Regions from separate parts of the Homo sapiens genome. Here all the other regions are linked to region 3. Evidence: chromatin contacts called from ENCODE Hi-C or POLR2A ChIA-PET data. All regions are on one chromosome and are shown on one strand. The core of a region is the stretch at or near the end of the contact, and the rest is flanking DNA. Distances in the headings are between cores, read along the strand shown. Region 1 overlaps MTHFD1L (methylenetetrahydrofolate dehydrogenase (NADP+ dependent) 1 like). Region 2 overlaps MTHFD1L (methylenetetrahydrofolate dehydrogenase (NADP+ dependent) 1 like). Region 3 overlaps LOC102723831 (a long non-coding RNA gene).

Region 1 (4,843 bases), core at 1,379-3,878, 140 kb before region 3:
TTTCAGGTGAGTGGGTGAGCATAGCCGTGCTGACCATCTTTCCTATCCAGAGGGAAGGCCTAGCAGGGACTCACGCCATCTTGACTTGCCTGCCCCAGGCTCCCTCTCACTGCTCCCCTGGCCTCTTCCTCTTCTCCAGACAATGGGGCCTTATGCTCGCTGTGTTTGTCAGAACTCTCTTGTGGTTGTGGCTGCAAGTAAGAGAAACTCAACTCGAGCTTATTCAGAAAGAGGGGATGGATTGACCCAGATAACAGAAAAGTGCTAGGCTAGATCTGGCCTTAGCCACAGCTGGATCCAGCCTTCTGGCATTTGTGCTCCGTTCCTCAGCCCTGCCCCACTGGGAGTGATGCCTTCTGTTCACAGTGTGATCTGCTTCATACTCAAAACTCCCTATCCAGAGGAAGAGGAATCTTTTCTCTCCCACCATCTGCACAGCAGTATTCAGGAATCCCCTGCCAGGCTCTGTTGGCCTCATGTGCCCTGTCCTAATCCACCACTGTGCCCAGCCAGGGTGTGGCCATACATGCCCATCCTGTGCATAGGGCAGGAGCAGACCCACCTGCACCACATGCGGTGGCCGCCATGACCACAAGACCAGGATAGGAGTGCTGATCAGGCCAGACCCCAAGGGCTGTTGCTCAGACCATACCTGGCCTGTAGAGTAGAAGAACTAAATGTCTCACACAGGCAAAGACTACTCTTCAATTCCTTTAATTGCAGGTGTATGTTGGAGTCCATGAAATACAAAGTTATTGAGAAGCATAACTAAATTTATAGTAGCTCCTCATTATATATTTTCATGTTGATAGGATTCTGCCCCCATGGGAATTAATTTTCTTCATCAAAAGTGATCTCCATACTCACAAACACTGAATAGCTTTGGGCTTTTAAAAACAATGTTTTGGCTTTAAAAGAACCACAGGAGGCTGGGCGCGGTGGCTTACGCCTGTAATCCCAGCACTTTGGGAGGCCGAGGCGGGCGGATCATGAGGTCAGAAGATTGAGACCATCCTAGCTAACATGGTGAAACCCTGTCTCTACTAAAAATACAAAAAAATCAGCCTGGCGTGGTGGCAGGCACCTGTAGTCCCAGCTATTCAGGAGGCTGAGGCAGGGGAATGGTGTGAACCCAGGAGGCAGAGCTTGCAAGTGAGCTGAGATCATGCCACTGCACTCCAGCCTGGGCGACAGAGCAAGACTCCATCTCAAAAAAAAAAAAAAAAAAAAAAAGAACCATGGCAAAAGTGTCCTTTAGCCGGGTGCGGTGGCTCACACCTGTAATCCCAGCACTTTGGGAGGCCGAGGCGGGTGGATCACGAGGTCAGGAGATTGAGACCATCCTGGCTGATACAGTGAAACCCCGTCTCTACTAAACATACAAAAAATTAGCCAGGCGTGGTGGCAGGCGCCTGTTGTCCCAGCTACTCAGGAGGCTGAGGCAGGAGAATGGCGTGAACCCGGGAGGCGGAGCTTGCAGTGAGCCAAGATTGCGCCATTGCATTCCAGCCTGGGCAATAGAGCAAAACTCCGTCTCAAAAAAAAAAAAAAAAGTGTCCTTTAGTCTACTGTTGGTTCTTCCAAAGAGCCATCCTTTCGCTGATGCTTTAGGAACTCCCAACCTGGGTCCTGTCAAGGATAAGCTCTCATCTTATTCCCACAAAATTCCTAGAGTTACTCATCATTTTCCTTTCATATTCAGCTCATTAAAGCAGTTTGTAGGTCTCTGTAGTCCATATTAGTAAGTGTTAAAAATGTATCAATTTGATTTTTTTTTTTTTTTTGAGACAGAGTCTTGCTCTGTAGCCCAGGCTGGAGTGCAGTGTTGCAATCATGGCTCACTGCAACCTCTGCCTCCTGGGTTTAAGGGATTCTCCTGCCTCAGCCTCCTGAGTAGCTGGGATTATAGGCGTGCACCACCACGCCTGGCTAATTTTTGCATTTTTAGTAGAAACGGGGTTTCACCACGTTGGTCAGGCTGGTCTTGAACTCCTGACCTCATGAGCCACCGCTCCCGGCCATCGATTTGATTATTATAAAATCAGGTTATATTGGTTTGACCAGTTAAAAACATCACAGGTTATTTAATCTTTTTATTTATTTATTTATTTATTGAGACAGAGTCTGGCTCTGTCACCCAGGCTGGTGTACAGTGGTGCAATCTCAGCTCACTGCAGCTTCGACCTCCTACGTCCAAGCAATTATCGTGCCTCAGCCTCCTGTGTAGCTGGGATTCCAGGTGTGCGCCACCACACCCAGCTAATTTTTGTATTTTTAGTAGAGACCAGGCTTCACCACGTTGGCCAGGCTGGTCTCGAACTCCTGGCCTCAAGTGATCCACCCGCCTTGGCCTCCCAAAGTGCTGGGATTACAGGTGTGAGCCACTGTGGCCAGCTAATCACTTTTTTAAATCACAATTTGTGTTACGTTCATGAGTAATGGGTGCCAGAAATAATGTTGTGTGTTAAACATAAATGTAGATGGGTAACCATGTATACAAATGCATATCTCCTCAACCCAGAGAGTGAAATTTCCCCACCCCAGTGACCCTGCCTCGCTGTATGGTTCATTCTTCTCCAGGAATTGAAACATGGTGGCAGCCTGCCAGCTTGGCGTTACCATTAATTCTTATTCTCTTCCCCTGCCGATGTCATGGGGACACCAGCCAAATGAACTCTGATGTGTCTCACGTAATGCATGTGGACTTCTGGTGCATGTAAACAGAGGGTGGTTATTCTTGATTGCACATTTGTGATTTTTAGTGAGGCTCTAAGGGAGAAGCAAGAGGACTTGAATAACAGATTTATTCTCGGGCACTGGTACATGAAAGAGATGAGTAATGCCAAACAAATAACACAATTCTGATTCACGCCATTGGTAATGGAGGAGACTTCTGGGTAAACAAACCAAAGTAACAGCTAGAATGCAGATCTGATCACAGCAGTGTGTTTTGATTCAGTCTAAAGATGACAAAGAAAAGTTTCTGCTGGTCCTATCTGTAGCAACAAGGGCCTGCCCGCCTGACCACACTGCAGTGGAACAGCCACATTGTGATTTTGCGGGCCTGAAGCCTTTCGTCTGGTGACCCTTTAAGAGGAACTTGAGCCAAGATCTTATCAGTGATGGAGATGGAGACACCTCAGGATTTTCCAGTATCGTTTTTCACTTTTTGTTCTTGGACATAGTTAATAACGCTGCCAGGTCTTTCAAATGCTGAGGCATTTCCTCATAGCTCCAAGTAGCTGCTGCGGGTCAGATTCTGCTTGAACCGAGGGTTCAATTACAACATCCGTATGCTTTCCAGCCCACTCTCTGACCTTTGTTCTTTTTTTCAGTACTTTTTCAGGCTCTTAATGTTTCCATCCACTAATCTCAGGAGACTCTGTAAATATTCTGAGTATACATAGCCCAATTACTTTTGAAAAGCTAATTTAATAGAAACTTCTTGATATGAATTGAATAAATTTTTTAACTTAAAAATCATTTACTTACAACTTAAGACAGTTAAACTTGAGAGTATTTGAAAGCTAGTAAACTTCAGAGCTTTCTTCAGTAGGCACGAACTTTACCATTTTTCTGACACTCAGCACGGTCAGCAATGACACATTCATTGGAGGACTCATCAATATCCCTAAAAATAGTAGCAGTACTCGTGCACAGCCTGATTTCTTTTGAACTTGGCTCAATTTCTTGGAAGCATTGATCATGGGATCCCGCTTTGATTCCTTTTCTGTAGACTAGTGCCAGTTTGCCCAGTTTCATTACATTTTTGGAAAGAGCTAAAACTATGGTATCGTTTTATTGCAGTCCTCACATCAATCATAATTTGGAGCAGTCTTGGTGAAAGATGAGGAATTCAGACTGGGATCCTGGGCAAGGCAGGTCCAGGGGGCAAGAGGGATGGAATGCAGTGAGTACTTATTTTATATCATAAGTACAGCCACCTCAGCCTCATGACTTTTTAGCCACGGCTTCATTCCAAAGTGACCACAGTCATAAGGCCCAAAACTATCTTCTCTCTCTTTCTCTCTCTCTCTCTCTCTCTCTCTCTCTCCCTCCCTCTCTCTGTCATAGGGACCTCCCTAATCCTCCAGGTTGTACAGCCAGGAAGGGTAAGGTATTGTCAAAAACAAGTGAGGTACCCCCTTGATAGCTCAGTGGGCCAGAGGGCCTCTGGATGCTGGCTGATCATGGCAAAAACTAAATACAGAATCCATACAGTGGATTCTCTGTGCTTTTTCTCTTCACCCCTCCTTACCCTTGACCAAATTTCTGACTGTGTTATTTTCTTATTGCAGTCCTCCCTGCTAGATATACAACTTTGACTTTCATCAGAAGAAAGTGCTCCCATTGCATTATTAGCTAAACCATGTTGCAGTGGCAACGCTCCTTCTTCCAGCTTGCCTCGGTGTTTCTGTAGTTAGCATCAGGTGTCCTTGGTTCTGTTTACCAGCCTGTCCAGGGATCACTTCCCTGGTGGGATCTCTCTGGTGACCCTCATCTCAGAGCTCAGCGGTGCCTTTGGGGCTACTTGCCAGACAACTCCATGTGACAGAGGGCCAGGTCCAAGTGCTCGATCACCCCAGCCACCATTTCAGAGTTCTCGGATTATAGATCCCTCAACGAGTCCCAGTGAGACACCGAACATGCCATAGAAGCTATGTTTTTCTATTTCAGCACACAGTAAAACACTACCTCTTAGATGTCGATGAGTACATGCTGCTTTTATGTTGACGCAGAGGACCTGTGTTGACTCTTCATCGGCAAGGTGTCTTTTTTTTAAGTTTCAATTGACACATACCACCTCTGGCCCAAGTGGACCACACAGTTATGCATGCCCTTT
Region 2 (4,968 bases), core at 2,182-4,681, 200 kb before region 3:
TCTCCTACTATGTCCACCATGCAGAGCTGGATGTTAATGAAGGGCAGAAGTTTTCTAAATCCAAATCCACTCCTAATACCCGACACTTAAGCACTTCATTTTTGCCTAAAGCTTCATCATCATTTCAAATGCAAGAATGATATAATACAGATTAAAAGTAGTAAATCATAAAGAATTCTGACTTCACTCAAAACACCCCTTGTTGCTACAGTCCTTCCTGGATTTTAGACATTGAATCTGTATAACAACTTCTATTTTTAAAAACTACTTCCGCCCATGTAGGATGCATTTGGAATTCTCCCTCCCTGCCCTGCCACCCTGAAAATTATAGAAAGGGCTTAGAGATTGTCTGATCTCATTCAGTCTTTATAAAGAGAAAATCTCTGAGGCACAGGGAGACGCAGTGACTTGAGTGGTGTCACACATCTATTTCAGGGACTGATCAGATCTACAGTCCTGGTCTCTTGACATCAGTCCCATAGTTTTCCAGACTCTGGTCTCTGTCCTGTAAAAATTCTCTACATGGTTTACAATCCTATTTCATTCATCTTAACATATGTGCTCTGTTATTCAGTGGTTGCACTTTCGTGCCACATTAATCCTTTGTGTCTCTTCCACTGCTGCTTAATGTCATGGTTCTCAGCCAGTGATCATGGTAACATGGAACAGGGTTAGTAGGCACAGATATGGGTGGAGGATAAGAAAAGGTGGGGACCAGCCAGGCGTGGTGGCTCATGCCTGTAATCCCAGCACTTTGGAGGCTGAGGCAGGTGGATCACCTGAGGAGTTCAAGACCAGTGGTGGCGGGCGCCTGTAATTCCCACTACTCAGGAGGCTGAGGCAAGAGAATCGCTTGAACTTGGGAGGCAGAGGTTGCAGTGATCTGAGATTGCACCATTGCACTCCAGCCTGGGTGACAAGAACAAAAGTCCATCTCAACAACAACAACAACAACAAAAAAAAAAAAAAAAAAAAAAAAAAAAAAAACCAGCAGGGACCAGGAAGCCCTGTGAAGCTAGGCATCCCTCTCCTGGGCTCCAGTAGTACCTTCTGCCTCACATTGTTTCATGAATGCCTTGTTCTGTGTCTCCCTATGTAATTCTCAATTCCTTGAGTTTAGGGACTGTGTCTTATTAATTGGTATGGTCCAAGTGTCTGGCATGGTCTATATGCAGGGAGTGTTTTCAATAATGGCAAGATAAATGAACTTTCATCCTCTTAATCCTCTATTCCATAGTGCTCATCTCGGTGTCCTTCCTTCATATTGAATAGCTCTGTATTTTTGAACCATGATTATTCATTTCTACTTCTGTTTTCTTTTTTCTTTTTTGCTACAAATACTGCGCTGGGATCGACTTCCTTTTGATCATTACACAAATAACCATGGCTGCCTCTTATGTTTATTCAGCTTGTTTTTTTTCCATAATTTGTACAGTGGAAAATCTTGTGGCCCTTGAATTTGCCCATTTTAAATTTGCCCTCAGTCATTTTAAACTCACATCCTGTCCCCCAGAGTGCTCGGCCATTCCCAGTGCAATCCAATAACTAATATTGTGCTATGCTTTGGGATCCACAGATTCTTTCACAATTAGATCTTTAAACTAACCATTGTATGAATCAGCATTCTTCACACATAGAACCAATAAGGATGTGTGTATATATAGAGAAAGATATTTATTGTAAGGAATTGGGTCACATGATTACAGAAGCTGGCAAGTCCAAAATCTGCACTGTGGGCTGGCAAGCTGAAGACCCAGGAGAGGCAGTGGTGCTAATGCAGTCTGAAGGCAGCAGTCTGCTGGAGAATTCTCCTGCTCTCAGGGGAGGCCAGTCTTTTTGTTGTACTCAAAAAGGCCTTTGACTGGTCAGTTGAGACCCACCCACATTATGTAGGACAACTTGCCTACTCAGAGGCTGCTGATTTCCATATCAATTTCATCATAGACACCCTCACAGAAACACGCAAAATAATGTTTGAACAAATACTGGACACCCTATGGCCCCAGCAAAGTTGACACATAAGATTAACCACAAGGCCAGGCACAGTGTTTCACCCTGTAATGCCAGCACTTTGAGAGGCCGAGGTGGGAGGACTGCTTGAGCCCAAGAGTTCGAGACCAGCCTGGGGAAGATAGCAAGACCTCGTCTCTACAAAATAATAAAAAATTATCTGGGTGTGGTGGTACACACCTGTATTCCTAGCTACTGGGGAGGCTGAGGCAGGAGGATCACTTGAGCCCAGGAGTTTGAGACCGCAGTGAGCTGTGATTGTGCCACTGCCCTCCAGCCTGGACAACAGAACTTTATGGCAATTACCGTAAAATGATTTCGAATGGTGATGTACTCTGTATAAATCAAGTATTAAACATATTATTAGTTTTATGTTCTAATTTGAACCAATGTTTGAGAAGTTTCATACTGTTCCATTGGCTCAAATTAGAATCATCCAGGGAGATTTTAAACATTACTGATCCCAGGTTCCCCTCCCAGAACTTCTGCTTTCATTGGTCTGGGTGGAGCCCAGGGATCAGTGTTTTCTAAAAGCTTCCCGCAGGAGTTTAGGTTTAGCCAGTGCTGCCAGCTACTGTTTTAAAAGCACAAAACATAGAGGTACATTTCTAAAAATTGAATGTGATTATGTTGTTCTTTCTTTCAGATCGGTTGTGTAAGCATTTTTATAGGATTATTCTTCATGTTTTCTCTCCTTATTTCAGGTAACGGCTGGTGTTCCTCTTAAGAAAGAATATACAGAGGAGGTAAGAGGAGCTGTTTAGATGCTTATGTGAAGAATCTCTTAAATCCAGTGACTCGTTGGCTTTCAGTGAATGAGCCCTCCTTCAGTGGCCTCTTAGAAAAGTGCTGTTCTGTCCGGGCGCAGTGACTCACACCTGTAATTTCAGCACTTTGGGAGGCCAAGGCGACCGGATCACATGAGGCCAGGAGTTCAAGACCAGCCAGGCAAAACCCATGGCCAACATGGCAAAACCTCATCTCTACTAAAAATACAAAAATTAGCTGGGCATGGTGGCTCACGCCTGTAGTCCCAGCATGAGAATCGCTTGAACCTGGGAGGCAGAGGTTGCAGTGAGCTGCGATCGCACCACTGTACTCCAGCCTGGACGACAGAGTGAGACTCTGTCTCAAAAAAAAGAAAAGAAAAGTGCCGTTCTAAGAATCCGAGAGGAAATGGATGGGATGAAAGGATAAAATTCATTCAGTTAACTCTTAAATATCAAGAAAAGATGGATATAGGCTTTGTCTACTATTGTGTACTCCCAGGGTAGCCATCAGAGCAGGAACTCAAGGTCTCCAGGTCAGAAACAAATATGAAGCTTACACTTCTGTATTCTTTTGTCATGGAAGGTCTATATACAGTTGGCTTTATGATTTACAGGAGTGGCTTACTCTTTTCTGTAAATAGACTTTGATTTGCTGGCAGCAGTACCTCTTAGCTCCTACAGGTGGCGCCAGGGATCTGAGCCAGGAATACCTGGTCAGAGCTCCTCACCCACCTGGGGCCTTGTGCCTGTCAGGCCTCAACCTGCAGAGCATGGGCGCATTGCATAGACCCTGCAGCCTGTCCTCAGCAGGGTGAGCTGCCAGGCTTCAGACCCACCCATATGCCATTGGATCCAGAATCATTTTAGAAATTATTTTGAAGACGAACCTCTTTATTCTTGCAGCCATCTTTCTTGGAGGAAAAAGTGAAAAAAGATGTAGCAAATCCTGCCAGAGAGGTGCTGGCAGTTTAGCTTGGCAGGTTTGGTGGGAGACAATACACAGGGGTCTGGGTTTTGCTTTTTTCTTTTTTACAGAACATCCAGCTGGTGGCAGACGGCTGCTGTAACCTCCAGAAGCAAATTCAGATCACTCAGCTCTTTGGGGTTCCCGTTGTGGTGGCTCTGAATGTCTTCAAGTAAGTCCAGCCTCCTCCTTTAAATGTGGGCATTATCACTAGGCCACCCTGTGAACGATATTTGTGTCTTGGGGTATTTGGTCTTTCTGTGCTTCATCTAAAAGTATACAGAAATACCCAGTTCTTTCTGTTTGTTTATTTGGTTTGGTTTCATTTTAGCAAATGTGTTCTCACAATGTTATTAAGGAAGTGAAATTTATATATAGTGAGTTACTATCTCCTTGGCTTTTTTTTTTTTTTTTTTTTTTAATTCTACCCAGCATTTTTGTCTGAAACAAACTGTGAATGATCAAAGGGATATGTTATGGAATTTTCTTGATAACACCCTTAACGACTTGAAATATTTGAGTCACTTTAGAGAGGACTTTTTTTTTCCATGCTTTAAGTCTGATTTATTTAAACACGATGTGACCACTTTTGATGTTTAAAATGTATTCAGTGTTAGGGAGCGAAGTTCTGTATAAATGGTGAGTCTTTCTTTGAAAACATAGCTAAATGGATACAGATGCAAAACCACAAACATTTTCTTCACTAGGACCGACACCCGCGCTGAGATTGACTTGGTGTGTGAGCTTGCAAAGCGGGCTGGTGCCTTTGATGCAGTCCCCTGCTATCACTGGTCCGTTGGTGGAAAAGGATCGGTGGACTTGGCTCGGGCTGTGAGAGAGGCTGCGAGTAAAAGAAGCCGATTCCAGTTCCTGTATGATGTTCAGGTAAGATCTAGTAAAAACAATGGCTCACATTTCTTACACCTTAGCATGGGTTGTCCCATTCTGTTGTCACCACAACCCTACAGATAAGAAAACTAAAGATAGAAGAGTTTAGGCCCGGTGCAGTGGCTCACGCCTGTAATCCCAACACTTTGGGAGGCTAGGGCGGGCAGATCACTTGAGGTCAGGAGTTCGAGACCAGCCTGGCCAACATAGAGAAACCCCATCTCTACTAAAAATACAAAAATTAGGTGGGCATGGTGGCGTGCACCTATAGTCCCAGCTACTCGGGAGGCTGAGGTGGGAGAATTGCTTGAACCCAGGAGGTGGAGGCTGCAGTGA
Region 3 (4,513 bases), core at 761-3,260:
TACAGGCGTGAGCCACCATGCCCTGATTTTTGGCTTTCATCATAGTACCTCACATCCAGAGCGTCTATGATTTCGGCCTGTGGTCTCTCCATGAAGGGGTCAGGAGTGAGAAGGGGGCCCTGAAATTGATTGACTGCATGCACTCTGCCAGGCACTGTCTGTGTCAGGCATTCTTCACACACATCATTCTGTCTGTTCATTCTCACAGTAATCCCATCAAGAAGATGTTAACAGCCCCATTTTAGAAAGGAAGAACCAGGTTTCAGCAGTCCTGCCCAAGCTTCCACAGTCATAAGGTAGAGCTAGGATTAGAACAGTAACAAAATAAATTAGCATACTCTTGAAGGAAAAGAAAAAAAATGGCAACAGCTAATGTTTCTCTCCTGGGCTTAATGCCTTGCATCTTTTATCTCATGGAATCCTTTCAACAATCTTTTGTACATTGGCTTTTTTTTTTTTTTTTGAGATGGAGCCTCGCTCTGTCACCCAGGCTGGAGTGCAGTGGTGTGATCTCGGCTCCCTGCAACCTCCACCTCCCAGGTTCAAGCAATCCTCCTGCCTCAGCCTTTCAAGTAGCTGGAACCACAGACGCCTGCCACCATGCCTGGCTAATTTTTTTGTATTTTTAGTAGAGACGGGGTTTTGTCATATTGGCCAGGCTGGTCTCGAACTCCTGAACTCCTGACCCATCTGCCTCAGACTTCCAAAGTGCTGGGATTACAGGCATGAGCCACCGCGCCCGGCCTAGATTGTCTTTTATATCCCCACTTCACACATGATAAAACAGAAATGAAAGTGTAGAGACATTAAGCAATCCATCCAAGGTCACACAGCAGTAGAGTCGGATCTGTCTGGCAGTAAAGGCTGTGATCTTGGCCACAGTATGACACACTCTCATCCTTCCCTTCACAAAGTCCACACCCATTGTATATGTGCCACCCCTGTGACTCAGGTGCTCCTGTCACTTGCAATTTCTCTCTTTACGTTTCAATTAATCTTTTTTTGTTTGTTTTTTGTTTTGAGACAAAGTCTTGCTCTGTCACCCAGACTGGAGTGCAGTGGCGTGATCCCGGCTCACTGCAACCTCCGCCTCTGGGTTCAAGTCATTCTCCTGCCTCAGCCTTCCCAGTAGCTGGGACTATAGACGCATGTCACCATGCCCCGCTAATTTTTGTATTTTTTGTAGAGACAGGGTTTTGCCATGTTGTCTAGGCTGGTCTCAAACTCCTGACCTCAAGTGATCCACCCACCTGGGCCTCCCAAAGTGCTGGGATTACAGGCATGGGCCACCATGCCCAGCCCTTTCAACTAATTTTATGAGACATACCCAACCTGACAAGGAAGATCCAGGCAAGCCTCACTGATGCGCATTGCTCATCTCTAACACAACCCAGCCAAAGTCACTGATGGAGAGAGAATCTCTTCCATAAATTAGAGCACAAAGTTGTTGAATCATAGTTAATTTATCCAAGAATAAACATTTCTGTTGGTTTCTGAACATTTGATTTAGAAATTACACAGACTTAAAGGAAGCATTTATAGTCACTGCAATGACACAGTGAATGTCAGATGCAGGTCCTAGTTATTAAGCACATTTGAAAGAAAGAAAGCTTTATCCAGTTTGAATTCAAGAGGCTTTACAAAAAAATGCATAGCTAAGATAATCAGTAAAAAGAGGAGTTAGGATTTTTGAATACAAGGCAAGCCAGTTTCAACCTCATTTTATCCTCTGCCTGTCCTCCCATTCATCTTGATAATGCTTTGCCAAGTCACTGCAAGCTTTTGCTTGAATTAACTAGCCATATTTTATTATGTCCAGAACACACACTAACAGAGACTGCAGAACAAAGGGTAAAAATCAAGGATAAAGGGAGGAAGGACAGCTCTGTATTACAGGTAGAAGAGTCTCTTCACTTCTACTGCAGATTGAGTCGGGAGAAACTGTGACTAAGAATAGCTACACGGCCGGGATTGGTCATACGAGCCCACAGGCACTAGCAGCTGAGGTGGCTGCTGTCTGTTTAAATTGCTTTCCGGTGGCAAACACTTAATTGTAATCGAGACAGAGTTCAGGTTTATTTTCTGCTCGTTCCCTGCATCCTGCTCTTGTTCTCGATAAGCTTTTCCCCTGCCCTGGCGCCCACTGCACCCTCCATTTCCCAAGGAGCCCAGCTAGCCCCGACAATGTGATTAAGTGTTCTCTGTAGACGTGAGTCCTTGCTTCTGCTGGGTGCCTCTCTGTGTCAGCAGCAAATCAGCCTGCAGACCAGGGGTAGTGTTTCTGGAGGATCAGGTGAGAATGCCTGGACTCTGCACAGTTGGAAGCTGTTCATGAGATAATGGTACCTCTTGTTTTCATGTGCAGCTTTATATCAACAGTCCCTCGGTTTCTCCCATTGGAAATCAGCTACAGATATGAGCCGTGTAAGAATATAAGTACTGTAGGCTGGGTGAGGTGGCTCACACCTGTAATCCTAGCACTTTGGGAGGCCAAGGCAGGCAGATCACTTGAGGTCAGGAGTTCGAGACCAGCTTGGCCAACATGATGAAAACCCATCTCTACTAAAAATACAAAAATTAGCTGGGCATGGTGGTGTACACCTGTAGTCCCAGCTACCTGGGAGGCTGAGGTAGGAGAATCACGTGAGCCGGGGAGGCAGAGGTTGCAGTGATCCAAGATCACGCCACTGCACTGCAGCCTGGGAGACAGAGGGAGACTCTGTCTCAAAAAAAAAAAAAAAAAAAAAAAAAAAGAATGTAAGTATTGGATGTCCTGGCCAGAGCAATAAGGCAAGAGAAATAAATAAAAGGCGTCCAAATTAGAAAAGAGAAAGTCAAATTGTCCCTCTTTACTGCTAATATGATCTTATATCTAGAAAAACGCAGACTCCACCAAAAAACTCTTAAATCTAATAAATAAATTAAGTAACATTGTAGGATACAAAATTGATGTACAAAATCGGTAGCATTTCTATACACCAATAATGAACTAGCTGAGAAAAAAATCAAGAAAGCAATCCTATTTATAGTAGCTATAAAAAAAGAATAAAACACTCAGGAATATACATTCAACAAAGGAGGTGAAAGAGCTCTACAAAGAGAACTACAAAACACTGATGACAGAAACTGAAGTGGACACATACAAATGGACTGACATCCCATGCTCATAAGCTGGAAGAAATAATATCATTAAAATTATCATATTGGCCAGGCGTGGTGGCTCACGCACGCCTGTAATCCCAGCACTTTGGGAGGCCGAGGCAGGTGGATCACTTGAGGTCAGGAGTTTAAGACCAGCCTAGACAAACACAGTGAAACCCCATCTCTACTAAAAATACAAAAATTAGCTAAGCATAGTGGCAGGCGCCTGTAATCCCAGCTACTTGGGAGGCTGAGGCATGAGAATCACTTGAACCCAAGAGCTGGAGGCTGCAGTGAGCTGAGATAGCACCACTGTACCCCAGCCTGGGAAAAAGTGAGACCGTCAAAAAAAAAAAAAAAAAAAAAGACCACATTGCCCATAGCAATCTACAGATTCAATGCAATCCCTATCAAAATACCAATATCATTTTTCACAGAATTAGAAAAAAAAATCATAAAATTCTTATGGAACCAAAAAAGAGCCTGAATAGCCAATGCAATTCTGAGAAAAAAGAACAAAGCTGGAGGTATCACACTACCTGACTTCAAAATATGTTACAAAGCTATAGTAAACAAAACAGCATGGTATTAGTATAAAAGACACATACATTGATGGAACAGAATACAGAATACAGAAATAAATACATGTATTTATAGCCAACTGATTTTCAATAAAAGTGCCAAGAAGATACACTGAGGGAAGGACACTCTCTTCAATAAACGGTGCTGAGGAATGAAAGTGGACCCTATCTCTCACCATATACAAAAATCAACTCAAGATGGATTGGAGACTTAAATATAAGACCCAGAACTAATAGAAGAAAACACAGGGAAAATACTTCAGGACATTAGTCTAGGCAGATTTTATGGCTAAGATCTCAAAACAACAAAAAACTAAAACAAAAATAGACAAATAGAACTATATTAAATGAAAAAGCTTCTGCACAGCAAAGGGAACAATAGAGTGAAGAGACAACCTGTCGAATGGGAGAAATTATTTGCAAACATTCACCCTGCAAGGGATTAATATCCTGAATACACAAGGAACTCAAATGAGTCAACAATAAAATGTTTAAAATGAGCGCGGTGGCTCATGCCTGTAATCCCAGCACTTTGGGAGGCCAAGGCAGGCAGATCATGAGGTCATGAGTTCGAGACCAGCCTGGCCAATGTGGCGAAACCCTGTCTCTACTAAAAATACAAAAATTAGCCAGGTGTGGTGGCGGGCGCCTGTAATCCCAGCTACTTGGGAGGCTGAGGCAGGAGAATCACTAGAACCCAGGAGGCGGAGGTTGTAGTGAGCTGAGATTGTGCGATTGCACTCCAGCCTGGGCAACAAGAGCAAGACTCCATCTAAAAAAAAAAAAAAAAA

Evidence for each region. A loop is a pair of places that touch in the nucleus more often than their neighbours do. ChIA-PET counts read pairs that join two places held with the same protein, here RNA polymerase II (POLR2A). Pooled maps may share reads with other maps.
Region 1: a map of HCT116 shows a loop between it and region 3 (2.7-fold over the local background). The contact joins two enhancer-like sites. A Hi-C loop is called at or near these places in 1 of 168 maps with a recorded cell type or tissue (HCT116). POLR2A ChIA-PET finds 5 or more read pairs at or near these places in 2 of 52 experiments (HCT116 and WTC11).
Region 2: a loop to region 3 is called in a map with no recorded cell type, with 2.0 times the contacts of the local background. The contact joins two enhancer-like sites. A Hi-C loop is called at or near these places in 1 of 37 single-sample maps with no recorded cell type and 2 of 50 pooled maps. POLR2A ChIA-PET finds 5 or more read pairs at or near these places in 2 of 52 experiments (H1 and HEK293).

Annotation. Positions count from the first base shown.
Region 1 is chr6:151,065,228-151,070,070 of GRCh38, forward strand. All of the region lies in intron 26 of MTHFD1L (methylenetetrahydrofolate dehydrogenase (NADP+ dependent) 1 like), which reads left to right. Among named protein-coding and RNA genes, the nearest start is that of MIR12131, 35 kb to the right of the region's middle. Within about 2 kb of position 2,629, at least 27 of the 41 ENCODE cell types and tissues checked have a DNase peak (open chromatin) inside an H3K27ac peak, as active enhancers do; they include HCT116, where a contact is called at or near this core.
Region 2 is chr6:151,011,065-151,016,032 of GRCh38, forward strand. MTHFD1L (methylenetetrahydrofolate dehydrogenase (NADP+ dependent) 1 like) reads left to right here. Exons shown (of 28, transcript NM_015440.5): 22 at 2,715-2,756; 23 at 3,816-3,916; 24 at 4,452-4,629. Among named protein-coding and RNA genes, the nearest start is that of MIR12131, 89 kb to the right of the region's middle. Within about 2 kb of position 3,432, at least 6 of the 41 ENCODE cell types and tissues checked have a DNase peak (open chromatin) inside an H3K27ac peak, as active enhancers do.
Region 3 is chr6:151,207,537-151,212,049 of GRCh38, forward strand. The region is part of intron 1 of LOC102723831 (a long non-coding RNA gene); the gene reads right to left. Among named protein-coding and RNA genes, the nearest start is that of AKAP12, 30 kb to the right of the region's middle. RefSeq lists an enhancer at 540-1,039. Within about 2 kb of position 2,011, at least 3 of the 41 ENCODE cell types and tissues checked have a DNase peak (open chromatin) inside an H3K27ac peak, as active enhancers do; they include HCT116, where a contact is called at or near this core.